Linked DNA regions of Homo sapiens: region 2 is linked to region 1. A link is a loop called in an ENCODE intact Hi-C map of the cell type or tissue named here. Cell type or tissue: Calu3. All regions are shown on one strand.

Evidence for each region. Hi-C counts contacts between places; a loop is a spot of excess contacts. Peaks named below come from ENCODE experiments on the same cell type or tissue, not always from the same donor. Only the 100,000 strongest peaks of a DNase experiment are listed, where the experiment ranks them.
Region 2: a loop joins it to region 1, with 12 times the contacts of the local background. A loop is called at or near these places in 2 of 110 quality-filtered maps.

The regions. Positions count from the first base shown.
Region 1 is chr2:188,845,315-188,853,314 of GRCh38, reverse strand. No RefSeq gene overlaps it. Among named protein-coding and RNA genes, the nearest start is that of DIRC1, 59 kb to the right of the region's middle. In Calu3, no CTCF peak of the experiment used is centred here; no DNase peak of the experiment used is centred here.
Region 2 is chr2:188,786,965-188,794,964 of GRCh38, reverse strand. It overlaps DIRC1 (disrupted in renal carcinoma 1), which reads left to right and starts at 4,842. Exons shown (of 2, transcript NR_161166.1): 1 at 4,842-5,102. In Calu3, no CTCF peak of the experiment used is centred here; no DNase peak of the experiment used is centred here.

The DNA of each region.
Region 1 (8,000 bases):
TGTCCCTATTGTGTTCAATGTTCATGTTCCAAAATATATATTTAAAACAAATGACAGTTGGAATACAAAAACCTACCTCACACTGTCTAATTTGTTGGGAAAAACTAAAGGTCAAGGTTTTAACTTTATCTAGAATTGAAAGATTGCATGATAACCACTGGGGTCTTTAAGCCTCTTCTTTCATGTCTTTTCAGAAAGTGTGTGTACGAATACTACTTTGTAGGTGTACAATAAGCAGTAGCTTCTAAATTGGGAAATCAAGTGAGAGTTTGGTTTAGTCTGCTTCCAGTAAAGGAAAGGAAGATTGCCATCAAAATGGCTCTTCAGTGCCTAATAAGATGGCTCAAAGGATTTGCTGTCCTTGTATTTGCCTTTTTTTCAGTCATTTCCTGTTTGGCAAGCAAGTGGACTCAGTTGATTGCCTTAGTAGAGTTGAGTAATCAGAAATAATGTAAAATTCTTAATAGGCACAGTGGGACCTAAAAGAAGCACAGGTGTTGGTAATCTCTCTAGAAACGGTAAAATGAGAATTTAAAAAAATGTTTCATTCTTTATATTTGCAGCCATTTATTGCCAGCCTGTAAGAGCAATGGGCACGGTATTTCTCGATCTCTGTCTTTGCATCTGTTGGAAGAAAATAGTGAAGTTACCTCACCTTATAATGGTTGAACTGAATGAGCACAGAGAATACCACCCATGTCTTAGGGCTAGATTCTAAAGCTATTTGAGTTACACCTGGCAGGTGGTCCATCAAAGGGACAAAATACAGACCCCCGTCTGCAAAGCCTCTGATTCTGTAATAGCTTGAAGATTGGGAGAATTAATGCACCGTGAAAACTTTGTCAACTGAAGCAAGAATCAGAGAGTTTATCTTTTACACCTGGTCAACTAGTGGACACAGATTTCCTGAATTTGCTCCAGGTTTCATCACTATTACAGGTGTTAGGTTTACGAGGAATTGTGTGCCAGAGAGATGTTGATTTATTCATTCTTCACTTACACAAAATATTTTTGAGCTACTACTAAGGTGCCAGCTAATCTATTAGAAAAAGAAAATTCAGGAGAGTTCAAGACAAGCACAGTGTCTGCTCTCCTGGAGCTTATAGTCCAGAAGGGAAGCCATTAGACCTAAAAAACAGTTATACAAATTGGTATGTAATAAGAATGGTATAAAGTGATGTGAACCTAAGGTGCTAGGAACTATGTGAATGTATTACTGGAGGATCTAAACTAGTTCTAGGATTTAGCGGAGATTCCCCTAAGGAAGGAACATTTATTTCACTTAAGGTCTGAAAGATGAATAAAAATCAGTAAGACAAGGAGAATGAGAGCGGGAAGCTGGAATGTGTTTGGCTCAGGCACTGACTTTGGTAGTAGGGGAAGTTGTTTTTCTTCGATCATCTCATTTAAATAAAAATGTTGAAGGCCAAAATGCTATTTAGAAAAAGTACAATTTGGAAACCCACATGTAGTAGCACAAATGTATACAAAGGAATATAGTATGAAATAACCAGAAAAATGTTAAAATTGGAACAAGAAAAATATTGAAAATATTTTGAGGCATTCTAAAATTAAAATATGGATATCACACAAAATATCCAGTAGTCAAATAAGACTATGTGCTGATTAAAATGAGCAACCTGACAGATTTTTGTGTTTTTCCACCAGTGAACTAATGGAAATCGATTTTAATGTAGAAAGGCTGCTGCTAAGACCAATGTGGGGAACTGGAAGCATCCCTCAGAGATCCCTGGCTGTTGTACTGTTAAGCTATTTCTCTGTTGGCTCAGTATATTATCACACCCTCCTGATAAGGCAAGGGAAAATCATGCCCAATATGTTACTAGTGATATTCTGGGCAATCATTCTGCATACCTCCTTTGTCTTTATTGCCAATACTCCACAGGCAATTTTCACCACAATTCTCTGAATACAGGAATCACCTGATATTAGCACTGGACATATAATTTAGAATTATGTGAAATCTACCATAATAACAAATGCATGATATGTAAATAATTTTTTAAAGAGGCCAGTGTGTTCCATTTTGCAATATAATCCTTCTGACTGGTATAGGAAACCCTCAAGTAGAACAACTGAGCCAAACAATTGTCCTGCCACATGAAGCCGCATGTGATTCAGGATGGTTCTACCATCATTCAGATGGCAGATTATTTCTGACCTGTGATTGTGGACTAGACCAACTTGTAGGGAACTATGGACGGCAGCTTCTTTGATAATGATGCTGGCAACTGGTCAGGGAGCTCTCAAGGTACACAGAAAACGCTCTGAGGAGTCCAAATGGTCAGTGTGACCTGGGTCAGATGAGTCAGCCCACTTTAAACATTCAGGAGCCTTCCCATAACTTTTCTTTTTCCTTGTGTCTCCAAGTCCAATAGATGGAAAAAATGGTTTGACACATTCAGAAGCAGCCACTGGGGGAAGGATCAGGCTGTGTTTGCCTTTTGGAAACCTCAAAGCTTTGGCAGTTATAGGCAAATGAAGAGGGGTGGGGAACACCACTACAGTCTGGAACAGGGAGAGCCTGGAAGAGTGGTGCCCACTAGCAATGGGAGCCAAATTGTACGGTCATAGGGAAAAAGAACTAGAAGTTACTTAAGGGTAACTGTACTAAAGCCAATGTCTTTCCGCAAATGGCCTTGAGTGGCCTCTTGGTAGCACATTTGCCAGGGCTAGCCCCTCTGCTCTAATCTAGTACATTTAAATACATAGAGATTATAAGCAATTTCAACTGTAGGAAATGCTTCCTCTGCCTTCTTGTTTGTTTGTTTCTCTTAAATTTTATGCCTATCTAAAACAAATAATTTGGTAGCATTTGCACATCATTTACACAACATAAGGCAGATGCTTTCTTTAGTTTCTAAAGCTTTAAATATTCCCTGCAGGTTACAAAATTGGATAGCTTCTAGACATTTCCAAGTTCAATAGAAAATGAATTCAGTGTAAGTCAAGCAACTGAGTCAAACAGAGATGTACCATCTTAGAAATTTAGTCCCAATAATTCTTTTTAAAATAGTAGTAGTATTAGTAACACCTGACATTTATGTAATAGGTTTTTACAGAGCTTTCTGATTTACCACACTTGTTCAAAACAACCAGTGAGGTAAGTGGAACAAGAGTTGTTATCCACATTTTACAAATGAGGAAACTGAGACTCAGAAAGACTGATGTGCCCAAAGAAATGCTGAGGGGGTAATGCCAGGTCTAGAAGCCAAGAACCAGATTCCAAGGTTATTCTTTTTGCCATTACTCAACACTGCCTCTTTTTTTCATTTTACAGGAATCATCCAGACTTATTTTTAATTTGAAAGGAGGAGAAGATAGATATTTGAGAAATGACTTTATGGCTGTAAAGAAATTTTTCAAAAAAGCAAAACTAGTGCAAACCATTATATAATGAGTAGTGCTTGGCTTATCAATTTGTGTACTATCTAATCCCTGGGAATGCTGAATAAAAGATACCTTTATACAGTTTACACCCAAGAGACTTCCATAATTCACTTTTTTCTTTTTTTTTTTGCTGAAAATAGCCATATATATTCTGATGCTCCAAATCTATGAGACATTTCTCATAGTCATCTTTCCATATCCCCTAATCATAAACACAGCTTCCACTTCTCATTTGAGTTTCAAAATACGAGATAAGACTGGTGATTTTCAGATCATTTAGTTTTTATTAAGGTCATTTTTTAAAAAAAATGGATCAGTTTGTTTCAAAAATAATTTAAAATATTCTTGTTAGAATTCAAAATCTGAACTTAGATTCAAGTGACAACACATTAATGCAGGAATGCAATTTGTTGTGTGGCTACCTAAATAAAATGTTTTAATTATAATAAATTAGTAAACTCGCCTCTTTAGTTGCTTTACCACGAAAAATCAGTCACATCTATCAAATTGCAACTTTACTTAAAATTCTATACTTTCTTATTTGCTTTGTAGACAGGAAAAAAAAGAACACCCTTATCTTAAGGTTAAAAAATAGTCAAGCTGTATTAATGGATTAAGGAGAATGAAGTACACCAGTAGGCAGAAACATAAACTGAAAGGCTAAGCTAGCAACTCTGAGGGCTATGATCTTGAGCTTACAATCAAATATGAATCCAAGGACAGAAATTGCTCCTTTTCCTGACTTTGGAGGGAACATCAATAACCCTGAAAAGAAACTGAAAACCTAAAAAGAATTTTACAGAAGGATGTTTTTCTAATACTGTAGAGGACATAGAGAGGTCATTTATTATTGAAACAAGGAACCTTCCTCTATCAGACAGGAAATTATATAATTCCTTGGAATGCAAGCCAAAATTTCAAAATGAACAACTTTATTTTTTCCTACTAAAAAGTAAGAGTCTGTTAAAACAGCCCTTTAAATATTTTTCAACTTTTGTTTTCTTTTTAATTGACAATTAATTGCACATGTTTATGGGGTAGAGTGTAATGTTTTGATGCATGTAAACATTGTGAAATAATCAAATCAAGGTAATTAGCATATCCATCACCTTAAATATTTATCCTTTCTTTGCGGTGAGAACATTTAAAATCCTCTCTTTTAGTTATTTTGAAATATACAATACGTTATTATTAACTATACTCACCTTGCTGTGCAATAGAATACCAGAACTTATTTCTCCTATCTAACTGTAACTTTGTGCCCACTAACCAATGTCTCCCCTTTCCCAGTCCACCTCCCCTAAGACCTCAGTCTCTGGTAACCACCATTCTACTCTCTACTTGTATGAGCAACTTTTTTAGATTCCACATATAAATAAAATCATACAGTATTTGTTTCTCTGTGCCTGGAAGCTGTTTAAATATTTTAAGACCGTATTAATGTCTTACATGCAGAGATTAAGAGCACATGGGTGGTATGAAGTCATAAACCCTGGAACAAGAAGGACTATATTCCATGGCATGGAATTTGGTGTTTTATCTTCAATTTTATAAATAAACATTTTTATTGAAATGAAGCCTGCTTATGGAAAAGAACATAAAACCACAGTGTACAGGTTGGTGAATTGTCACCAAAAAAACATAATCATATAACCACCATGAGAGTCAAGAAATAAAACATCACCAGCATCTCAGAAATTCCTTTTTGCACCCACTCCTGTCACTATCCACTCTTCCACCCCACAGACAACCAGTATTCTGACTTCTAAAAGCAATACTTATATTTGCTTCTTTCTGAATTTTTCAGAAACGGACTCATAATCATACAATACAGTTTAGATTAATTGGGGATCAGGTCTTTCATGCAGGTTTCTGATTGTGAGATTCAGTCATGTTGTTGCAAGTAATATGTCGGTTCATTTTCTACGCTAATTGTGTCCATTGTATTATTATGCCACAATTCAGTTATGCTTTCTACTATCGGTGAGTGTTTAGATTATGTCTTGGTTTATACATTATGAACAATGCTGTGAACATTCTTGTACCTTTTTTTGGTGGCTCGTTATATTCCTAGGAGAGAATGTCTTGGGTCATAGACAATGCATATGTTCAGACGCTATCAGTTTTCCAAAGTTATTTTACCGGTTTACACTCTTATTTAATTTAATTGCCCACATCCTTTTCGCCACCTAGAATTGCCACTTTTAAAATTTCATGCTTTTTAATTTACATTTCCCTGACGTCTAATTATGTTAAGCAGTTTTTTACATATTTACAAGCTATGTGGAAATCTTTTCTCATAAACTCTCTGTACTTTTCCCCCGCTTCATTAAATTTGTCTTTCATTTTATTTATTTATAGGGGTTCTTTTTTTTTAAGAAATAATTCTTATTTAATTTTAAATAAATTGTATTGGCCGGACGCAGTGGCTCACGCCTGTCATCCCAGCACTTTGGGAGGCCGAGGCGGGCGGATCACAAGGTCAGGAGATCGAGACCATCCTGGCTAACACGGTGAAACCCCGTCTCTACTAAAAATACAAAAAATTAGCCGGGCGTGGTGGCGGGTGCCTGTAGTCCCAGCTACTTGGGAGGCTGAGGCAGAAGAATGGTGTGAATCCGGGACGGAGCTTGCAGTGAGCCGAGATGGCACCACTGCACTCCAGCCTGGGTGACAGAGTGAGACTCCGTCTCAAAAAATAAAATAAAATAAATAAATAAATAAATAAATAAATTGTATTGTGTGTATTCAAGATATACAGCATATTATGGGATACATACAGACAGCAAAAAGTTACAATAATGAAGAAAATTAACACAATTGTCATCACATATAGTTATAGATATTTTTGTTTTGAAGGCAAGAGCAGCTAAAATCTAATCATTTAGCGTAAATCTTATATACAGTACAATTATATTACCTGTAGTCCTCATGTTGTACATCAGATCCTAAACTTGTTATTCCTACATATCTGCTGCTTTGAATGCTGTGAACTGTACCTCCCACTTCCTCCCCACCCCCACTCCTGGTAACCACTGTTTTGCTCTCCATCTGTATATATGAAATAACTGATATCATGCAATATCTTCATTTCAGCATCTGATTTATCTCATTTAGCATATGTTCTCCTGGCTTTTCCACATTGTGGCAAATGGCAAGATCTCATTCTTTTTCACAGCTGAGTAATATTCTATTGTATATATGTATCACAATTTATCCATTTATCCAACAACAAACATTTAGGTTGTTTTCATATCTTGGCTATTGTGAATAATGCTGCAAAGAAATAGGAGTGCAGGTATCTTTACAAGATGGTGATTTTATTTCCTTTGTGTATATTCCTAGAAGAGGGACTGCTGGGTTATATGGTAGTTCTATTTTTGATTTTTTAGAAACGGCCATACTATTTTCAAAATGGCTATACCAATCTACATTCCCACCTACAGTGTATAAGAGTTCCCTTTTCTTCATACCCTCACCAACACTTGTTATCTTTTGACTTTTTGGTAATAGTCATTACAACAGGTGTGTTGTGGTAAGGATGGTCTTTCATAATGGTATTGATTTTCCTTTCTCTGATGATTAAGGATGTTCAACACCTTTTCATATACCAGATGGCCATTTTTATATCTTCTTTGGAAAAATTTCTATCCAAGTCTTTTGGCTATTTTTGAATCAGGTTATTTGTTTTTCCACTATTGAGTAGTCTGAGTTCTTTATAAATTTTGGGTATTAACCTCTTATCATATAAATGGCTTGCAGATATTTTTTTCACAATCCATAAACTGGTATTTCTTTTTTTCAGAGTTATCTCTCTTTTTTATTATTTATTTATTTAAATTGACATAAAATTGTGTGTATTTACTGTGCACAAAATGTTGCTTAAAGTATATATACATTGTTGAATAACTAAATCTACCTAATAAATATATGCATTAACTCACATGGTTGTCATTTTTGTGGTGACAGTGGTAATGTTTACTCTTTTAGCATGTTTCAAGAACACAACATATTATTAACTATAGTCACTATGTTGCACAATGTCTCTCTTAAACTTATTTCTCCTCTCTATCTAAAGTTTTGTATTCTTTAGCCCACACCTCCCCAACCTCCTCCTGCTCCCAATCCATGGTAACCACCATTCTACTCTACTTTTATGAAATAAAGATTTTAGATTCCACATATGAGTGAGATAATTTAGTATTTGTCTTTATGTGCCTAGTTTATTTCACTTCACATAATATCCTACAGGTTTATCCATGTTGTTGACAATGACAGAATTTTCTTCTTTTTATGGCTGAATAATATTTCATTGTGTATATGCCCCATAATTTCTTTATTTGTTCTTCCATTGATGGACACATGGGTGGATTTCATGTCTTGGCTATTCTGAATAATTCTATAAAAAACATGGGGGGTGTAGATATCTTTTTGACATAGTGATTTCATTTCCTTTGGCTATACACATTGTATACTGTTTTCCATAATAGCTATACTAATTTACATGTCTACCAACAGTGTATAAGAGTTCTCCTTTCTCCACATTCTTGCCAGCATTTGTTTTTTCTGTCTCTTCTTGGGAGAAATGT
Region 2 (8,000 bases), 58 kb after region 1:
ATCCCAGTACTTTGGGAGGCTGAGGCGGGTGGATCATCTGAGGTCAGGAGTTTGAGACCAGCCTGGCCAACATGGTGAAACCCTATCTCAACTAAAAATACGAAAAATTAGCTGGGTGTGGTGGCACACACCTGCAATCCCAGCTACTCTGGAAGCTGAGGCAGGAGAATAGCTTGAACCCGGGAGATGGAGATTGCAGTGAGCAGAGATCGCGCCATTGCACTCCAGCCTGGGTGACGAGAGTGAAACTCTGTCTCAAAAAAATAAATAAATAAATAAATAAATAAATAAATAAATAAATAAATAAATAAATAATGGCAGGTATATTAAATGAGTATGCTAGATTTTTGTTTTGTTTTGTTTTGCTTTTGTCATAAGCCTAGGCAATCTAAACTTAAATATTACTAATACCCTAAAAACAAAGAACCAAGGCTGCAAGCATTTGTTTCTTTGTTTTTTGTTTTGTTTTGTTTTGTTTTGTTTTTTTCAGATGGAGTCTCACTCTGTCAGCCAAGCTGGAATACAGTGGTGCAAACTCAGCTCACTGCAACCTCCGCCTCCCGGGTTCAAGCGATTCTCCAGCCTCAGCCTCCCGAGTAGCTGGGACTACTGGCACGGGCCACCACGCCAGCCTATTTTTTTTGTATTTTTAGTAGAGATAGGGTTTCACTATGTTGGCCAGTCTTGTCTCGAACTCCTGACTCGTGATCCACCTGCCTTGGCATCCCAAAGTGCTGGGATTACAGGCGTAAGCCACTGCGCCCGGCCCAAGCATTTGTTAAATGGTATATCCTAGATCATTATCACTAAACATGTATATAACAACTTACTTCTTGAGAAATGATTTTAAAAATAAAAATCATTGTAATGAATGCTAAGGAAGATAAGGCATATTAATTTTTCTTCTCAATTTTTAGGGATATCTTTTCATTTACTGATATTCCCTTTCAATAACATTAACTAGAAGAAAAATTTATGCAAAAATATATTATTGAATTATATTACATAATAAATTTAATTAAAAGGAGGTAGGAAATATTAAACTTGTTTTTAGTCCTTTTATAAAACCAAGATAATTCTTGTGGTCATTGAACTAGCTCCATCTACATCCATCTATCTATTATCTATCTATCCATACTCCACTTCAATAATTATTTAGGATCTTTCAAAATATAAAAATACAACTTCCACATAAAATAAACAAACACATAGAAATTATATGTATATCCCAACAATTACTCTGATAAAATCAGATGTATCTTTCCAAATGATAAGATTAAGAAAAATTGAATTGTACTAATCCCTGAATGAATGTGGCATACATGTCTAAGGTGGTTCAAAACCTTCTGCTGGGATACAGAAAGAACATACTGGCTATTCTTATATCATCTCTTATAACATGCCAGTTCAACTGCTTTATAATTTTTTAATTGTCTGTATTTTATTATTGAGCTGTATAAATTATTTATACATTCTGGATTTGAATTGTCCAATATATGCATAGATATTATTTTCTATTGTTGTCTGTCCTTCGTGTCCCTTTTCTTAAGTGTATCTTTGATTAACACATGCATTTAATTTTTATGAAGTCTAATCAATCTTTTTTATTGCTAATTCTTATTGTATCCTTTGTAATACATCTTTACCTATCCAAGAAAACAAAATGATTTTATAATGTTTTCTTCTTTGGTTTTCAGTTCAGTGTTTAATTCCACTATATATTCAGAATAATTTTTATAAGGTAAGGTTTGACATTCATTGAGGTTGCATATGGATAGACAATAGGTATGGCACCATTTATTGAATGGATTTTTTCCCCAGTCCAGAATGTAAGACCAACACCTTTATTCTTGTGTTTTAAGATTGTTTAATTAGTACACTTCCTTTGATTTCACATATAAATATAATCACCCTTTCAACTTCCAGTAGAAAAGCCTTGCTGAAATTCTGGGTAGCATAAACTGAATCTATATTTCAATTTGGGGAGATTTTACATGTTAAAAATATAGAACTTTTAAAATCCATGACCGTGGTGGGCCTCTCAATCTGTTTATGTCTTCTTTATTTTCTCTCAGCAAACTTTCGCAGTGTTTAGTGTATAGGTAACATCTCTCGGATTTTTTTTTTTTTTTGAGACGGAGTTTCGCTCTTGTTGCTCAGGCTGGAGTGCAATGGCATGATCTCAGCTCACTGCAACCTCCGCCTCCTGGGTTCAAGCGATTCTCCTACCTCAGCCTCCTGAGTAGCTGGGATTGCAGGCATGTGCCACCATACCTGGCTAATTTTGTAGTTTTAGTAGAGACGGGGTTTCTCCATGTTGGTCAGGCTGGTCTCAAACTCCCGACCTCAGGTGATCCACCTGCCTCGGCCTCTCAAAGTGCTGGGATTACAGGCGTGAGCCACTGCTCCCAGCCAAGGGATCTCTCTGAATATTTAAAACTTCAGAAGTGGGTTGTAAACCATTCTGCCAGCTGCCAAAGGAGAAAGGTTTTTATGGTCCAGCTACAGTATCACAGAATAGGACAAAGAAGTGTGGATTTGGAGCTGAGAGGCAATAAATCAATAACCTGGCACATGCCACTACTATTTAACTTTGTAATAGAGGTCCTACACAGTGTAATGAAGCAAGACAAAAAAAATAAAATGTGTAAATATTGAAAATCATGGAGCCAAATTTTATTTACTGATAATTGACCTGTTTCCTGAGATATCTACCAAGAAAAAAACCTACCTAATAAGTGAATTTGACAAGTTTTCAGGATACAATGGTATTAAATTGAATTTTATTTGCATATACAAGCACCAAATAATTGGTCATATTAAACTAAAATAATTCCACTTTAAATGGCATGCACAACTGCTAAGTAAAGACACCTGAACTAGCTAACTAGTAAATAAGACCATGTGGAGAAGAAATCAGTCATCCACATTCTGTATAAACTTCCTACATGTGAGACCAACAGGTGAATTGCTCAGACAACACTCCCTTTTCCTCAACTCCAACTGTGGAGCCATAGAATTATGAGCAAAGAATATGGTTTTTATTTTAAACAACTAAATTTTGGGGTGGATCACTACACATCAATAGATAAGTGATAGAATTCTTTCAGCTGTTTTGTGCAAATTCTGATTTCTTCTTTGACTCTTGGGTTGATTAGGAGTGCATTGTTTACAAATAATTGGGAGATTTCTAACTTTCTTCCTTTGTAGTCAGGGTTTGTACTATGAATGATTTCTGTTGTTGAAATTTATTCAGACTTGTCTTATGGCTTGAAATATATATTTTTAGTGAATTTTTTTTCTACTTAAAAAGGATATTTATTTTGTAGTTCTTTGGGATAGAGACCTTGTATTTTAATTAGTTCAAGTTTATTGTGTTGTTAAATTATTTTGTATCTTTACTAATTTTGGTCTACCTATTGTAGAGGTGGTATTTACATCTCTGATGATAATTTTACAAGTTTATCGATCATCTCTTTATTTCAATAATATTTTGCTTTATATATTTTAAGAACTGTTATTCCATATAAATATGGAAGTATCAGCCCTGTACTTTTTAGGTAAATGTATAATAGAAAATATTAAGTAAGTTTAATTATTGAGATATAAATACTTCAGTCTGTGCTGTTCTCTCTTTTTCCTGTTCAACTACTAAAATCAAAATAATAATACAATAGTCACTATAAACTGCCAGTCTTCTTTGTGTCACATATTTTATACATTGTTTATAATTATTACATTTAAAAATAGATATTACCCTTCCTATTTCATAACGTAGTCAATTTATGACATGTAATATAAGGTAAACAATGTTACAGGGATTTGAGTGAGCAAAAATTTGTCTGAATCCAGAAGTCTTCTCTCAATGTCCATGACTACAATTAGTTCCATTGTATTTTCCAATGCATGTTTAAATATCTTACATTCAGCCATCATTGACTATTGTTGAAGTTGATTTTTAATCATTTGTTGCCTGAACTTCAGAAATCCTCTTAAGATTAATCATCACCGATTGTCCAGACTGAGCTCTAAATTGCCCATGCCTATCATAGCATGTTTTCCAATTCATCACTTCTTGAACTGTCACAAACTATAGTATTACGAAAAGTGTTGTATTTCATTGTAAATGTGTGAGCTAATATGTTGGGTTTTAATATGTCACTAGTTTTAGCTTGGGGACCAGTTTGGCACACATGTAAAATTTTACACAGATGTGTTAATTCCTCTAAACATTTTAATTTATTCCTAAAGCTTGTATTTGTCCACAATAGATTTTCTCTTAAAACAATGTTTTTAGTATCATGCCAAGTGTTAGCTTTAAGGACAGCCAGAAAAAGAGAAAATAATTATGTAAACTAAATTTCAACAGCATTTCCCTGCCTTTTGAGATCAGTAAGATTGATTCAATGTATTTTCCACTGAGTTCAACCTGTATCTCAAGAATTTTCAAATTTCATCAGAATTTATGATCACTTTCAGCTCTTAAGTCCTGCTTAGTGTGAATCAGTTTAGGGATAATCTAAATGTCCAATATGTATTATTATGTTTTGCATTATATTGTTTTAGATGTGGATCACTATACTTTTTCTTAGTTATGCCAAACTACTTATAGAAACTCTTATATGTGTAAAGGACTACTGAGTTATAGGGGATGTAGAGATTTACACTGCCAAAAGGCTCAAGATGTAATATTCTATGTTAGATATTGATGTTCCTAAAGTTCCCTCTCTCCTTCCAAATCTTGGGCTTCAGATTCCGATCATGTAGGTTAAATCATCTTTTGTTGATTACTCATGTTTTTAGTTTCTCTCTCCAAATTCCTATTGATTTCCAAATACAAAGCAGTTTAGTTGTGTCTCTTGACATGGGCAGAGTTTCTCTTGCCCTTAAAGTCTTACTTTCCACTTCTAAATACCTTCCAAGATGTTTTCCTCCACAAACACAATATCTTCCTTAAAAGATAGACCCTGCATCAGTTGTTAAGCTAACACATCTTTCTCCTCACTACAAATGTATCACTATTGAATTTCTCTCCACAAGTGTGAAGATGGCTGGAGTAGAAATTCTGGCATTGCTTCTCATCACCAGAAGGAAAAATTCAGGTGAGCTCTGTCAAAATGGTGGGTTGGCTATGGCACTCATTTCTCAATCATAAGATTTTAGGCCAGGACAGTCTACTCTATTAACATAGTCTGAAGAAGTGATCTTTCCTTTTACATTTATAGAGTCTTTTCTTACTAGTGATAATAGACATGCTGTAAAGTACCTCATATCCTAAAACCTTTAGTTTTAAGTATACAGCGAACAACTTAATTTAACTTCTATACAGCATAGACAAAATATATGATAAGTGACTATGTCATTTACATTTAATGGATTGGGAAATGTTATTTTATTTAAGGAAAGTTCTTCTGTAAAAATGTGTCTTCTTTGACATTGTTATGTGTCAGCTAACTCACATTTTCAAAGCTGGAGTGCAGATATTTCTGAGTATATATATATATATGTGTATATATATGTGTGTATATATACGTATATATATGTATATATACGTATATATGTGTATATATACGTATATATGTGTATATATACGTATATATGTGTATATATACGTATATATGTGTATATATACGTATATATGTGTATATATATACGTATATATGTATATATACGTATATATGTGTATATATATACGTATATATGTATATATACGTATATATATGTGTGTGTATATATATATATTTGGTTACACATAATACTATTCCTGTCATTTTCTTCAAGAGTTCAAAACTATTGTGGAGTATTTTTATTTTATTGTGTGTACTTCTAAATTCTCACTAGAGTTTTACTCTCATGACAGTCATAAATTGCTGGTTCTTTTTCATGGGAGAGGGTAAGATTTCCACAGGGAATAGCTGCCTTAAAGAAGTATTTTACATATTAAGAGTTCTTAAAGTAATTTTAATTAGTCCCTCCAAAATTATTTTTCCTTGAAGCTGTTTGTTTAGAAAAATTTGGTTCTTGCTTTTTAGCATTAAGCTGTATAGATTTTTAAAATAAACCAAACACATAAACTTTTTTCTCTATCTTTCTTTCTTTGTCCCTTTTATTATGAAATGCATTCTGTGCCTATCCAGCTGTGCTGGCTGTGTGTCAGTAATGTGAGTCACTGACCAATGTTCTCCCACACATGAACAGGAACTAACACAAAGAAAAATAAAAGATACAGCTCTTGGATTTTGCTTACAGCCAAACATTAGGGAAAGGAGGTAATTGTGTTATTTCAATGAAGTTTGATTAGACATATTTCTTTGTATTTGTGAATGACATTGCTATTTTCAGTTAGTTGTAGGAGATTAATGTGATGGAACTGCAATTAGAAGAGAAATGACACTGAGAGATCTTTTAATTATATTTTAGCTAGGAAATCCCTTGACAATATCAGCAAACATTTTTACTAAAATGACATGAAAACAAAACATCAGTGATAAAGTGAAGACTGAATATGGGTTTCTTAAATCCATAAATTCTTACAATAGCCGACCTAATAAATATTCGTCTACTTCTTTCTGTTTTTTCATGTCTTTCTATGTGTTGATTAGAATTACAGGATCTGAGAGCTGGGTATAATCTTATAAGTTATATGGTGAAATATTTTAGAAATAATAGTCCTAATTTTTACAGATAAGAATACCAAGTTCCAATAATCTTAAAAGATTTGGCCATTCCCATACAGATAAATATTGTCAGAATCATCAAGTCTAGCATTTAGTCTCATGATCTTGTCTACTGTGATTTCCAGTACACTCCCTTTATTACTCCCCTCTCTTTTGCTGTAATTATTAGCAAAGATCCTTAACTCAGTGAATTGATGGTGGCTGGCGTTTAGCTATTCCTAACTTGTCTGATAATTAAATAAAATTGTCATTTGACTCATGTCACCAATTTGCACTTGCATTGGAGGTAGATTAAACACCTGGGTTAAACCATATTTATGGTACACAGAAGGTTCTAATTAAAGAGCAATTGCACTTCTCACTGCCAAACAAAAGAGAAACAGATTCACAAACATATTCTCATGCCTCGTAGATGAGAAAGCTTTAATAAAGTCAGTTGGCTGAAACAGTACTTTTGTTTCCCCTGTCTCCCTAAGGAGGAGAAGGGTGAGAAAGAGTCCAAGGGCAAAAGTGAATCTGAGGATGAAGATATGCCACGTTAGCTCTTTGGAAACACACACACACACACACACACACACATTCATTTCAGATCTCAGAAAAGCAACACAGACATAAATCCTATTCTAAAAGTTCAAAAAATTTACCTATCTCTGCAAGAGTCTCCAAACTATAAGTTGAATTTTTCTACTTACTTTAATTACTTTATGAACATTTTTGAAAAAAAGATAGTAATTTTGCTTCTCATAATGTGAGCAATGCTGCCTAGAGGCAGAGCTACTTCTGTGTGAAGAAAGGGGACATAGGTCCGTTATGACGTCTATGTAGTTATGTAAAATCACATATATCCATGATGCATACTTTGTATGTCAATGAGTTTAAATCAATGTAGAATTCTCCTTTGAGAAGAACCTAGCATTCCTGCAAGTGACAGGTATTAAAAACCTTGTTACAAACCCACTTTTTCTGAACATGTTATGAACAGTGAAATGCCTGCTCTTTATCTTGTGAGCTCAGACGATTAAGTATCGTATAAATATTGTTGACCACGTGACTACTGTTATTTTTGACTCTGACTCTGTAGAGCTCAAATGCTAACTCCATTTACTGAAGCCTCTTCTGGTAAGGGTTCTGGAAAATTTCAAGAGCATGCAATAAAAAACAGTGATGAACTTCCTTAGGAATGCAGTTTTACAAAGTTGTCATGAAAAAAGAAAACCTACTGGAGCTGGGAAAATGTTGTAAAGTGTGGTATAAATGTCTATCCTACGGAAGAAAAGGACAATGAACATTGCAGCCTTCCTTTTTGTTCTCTTTAATCTCAAT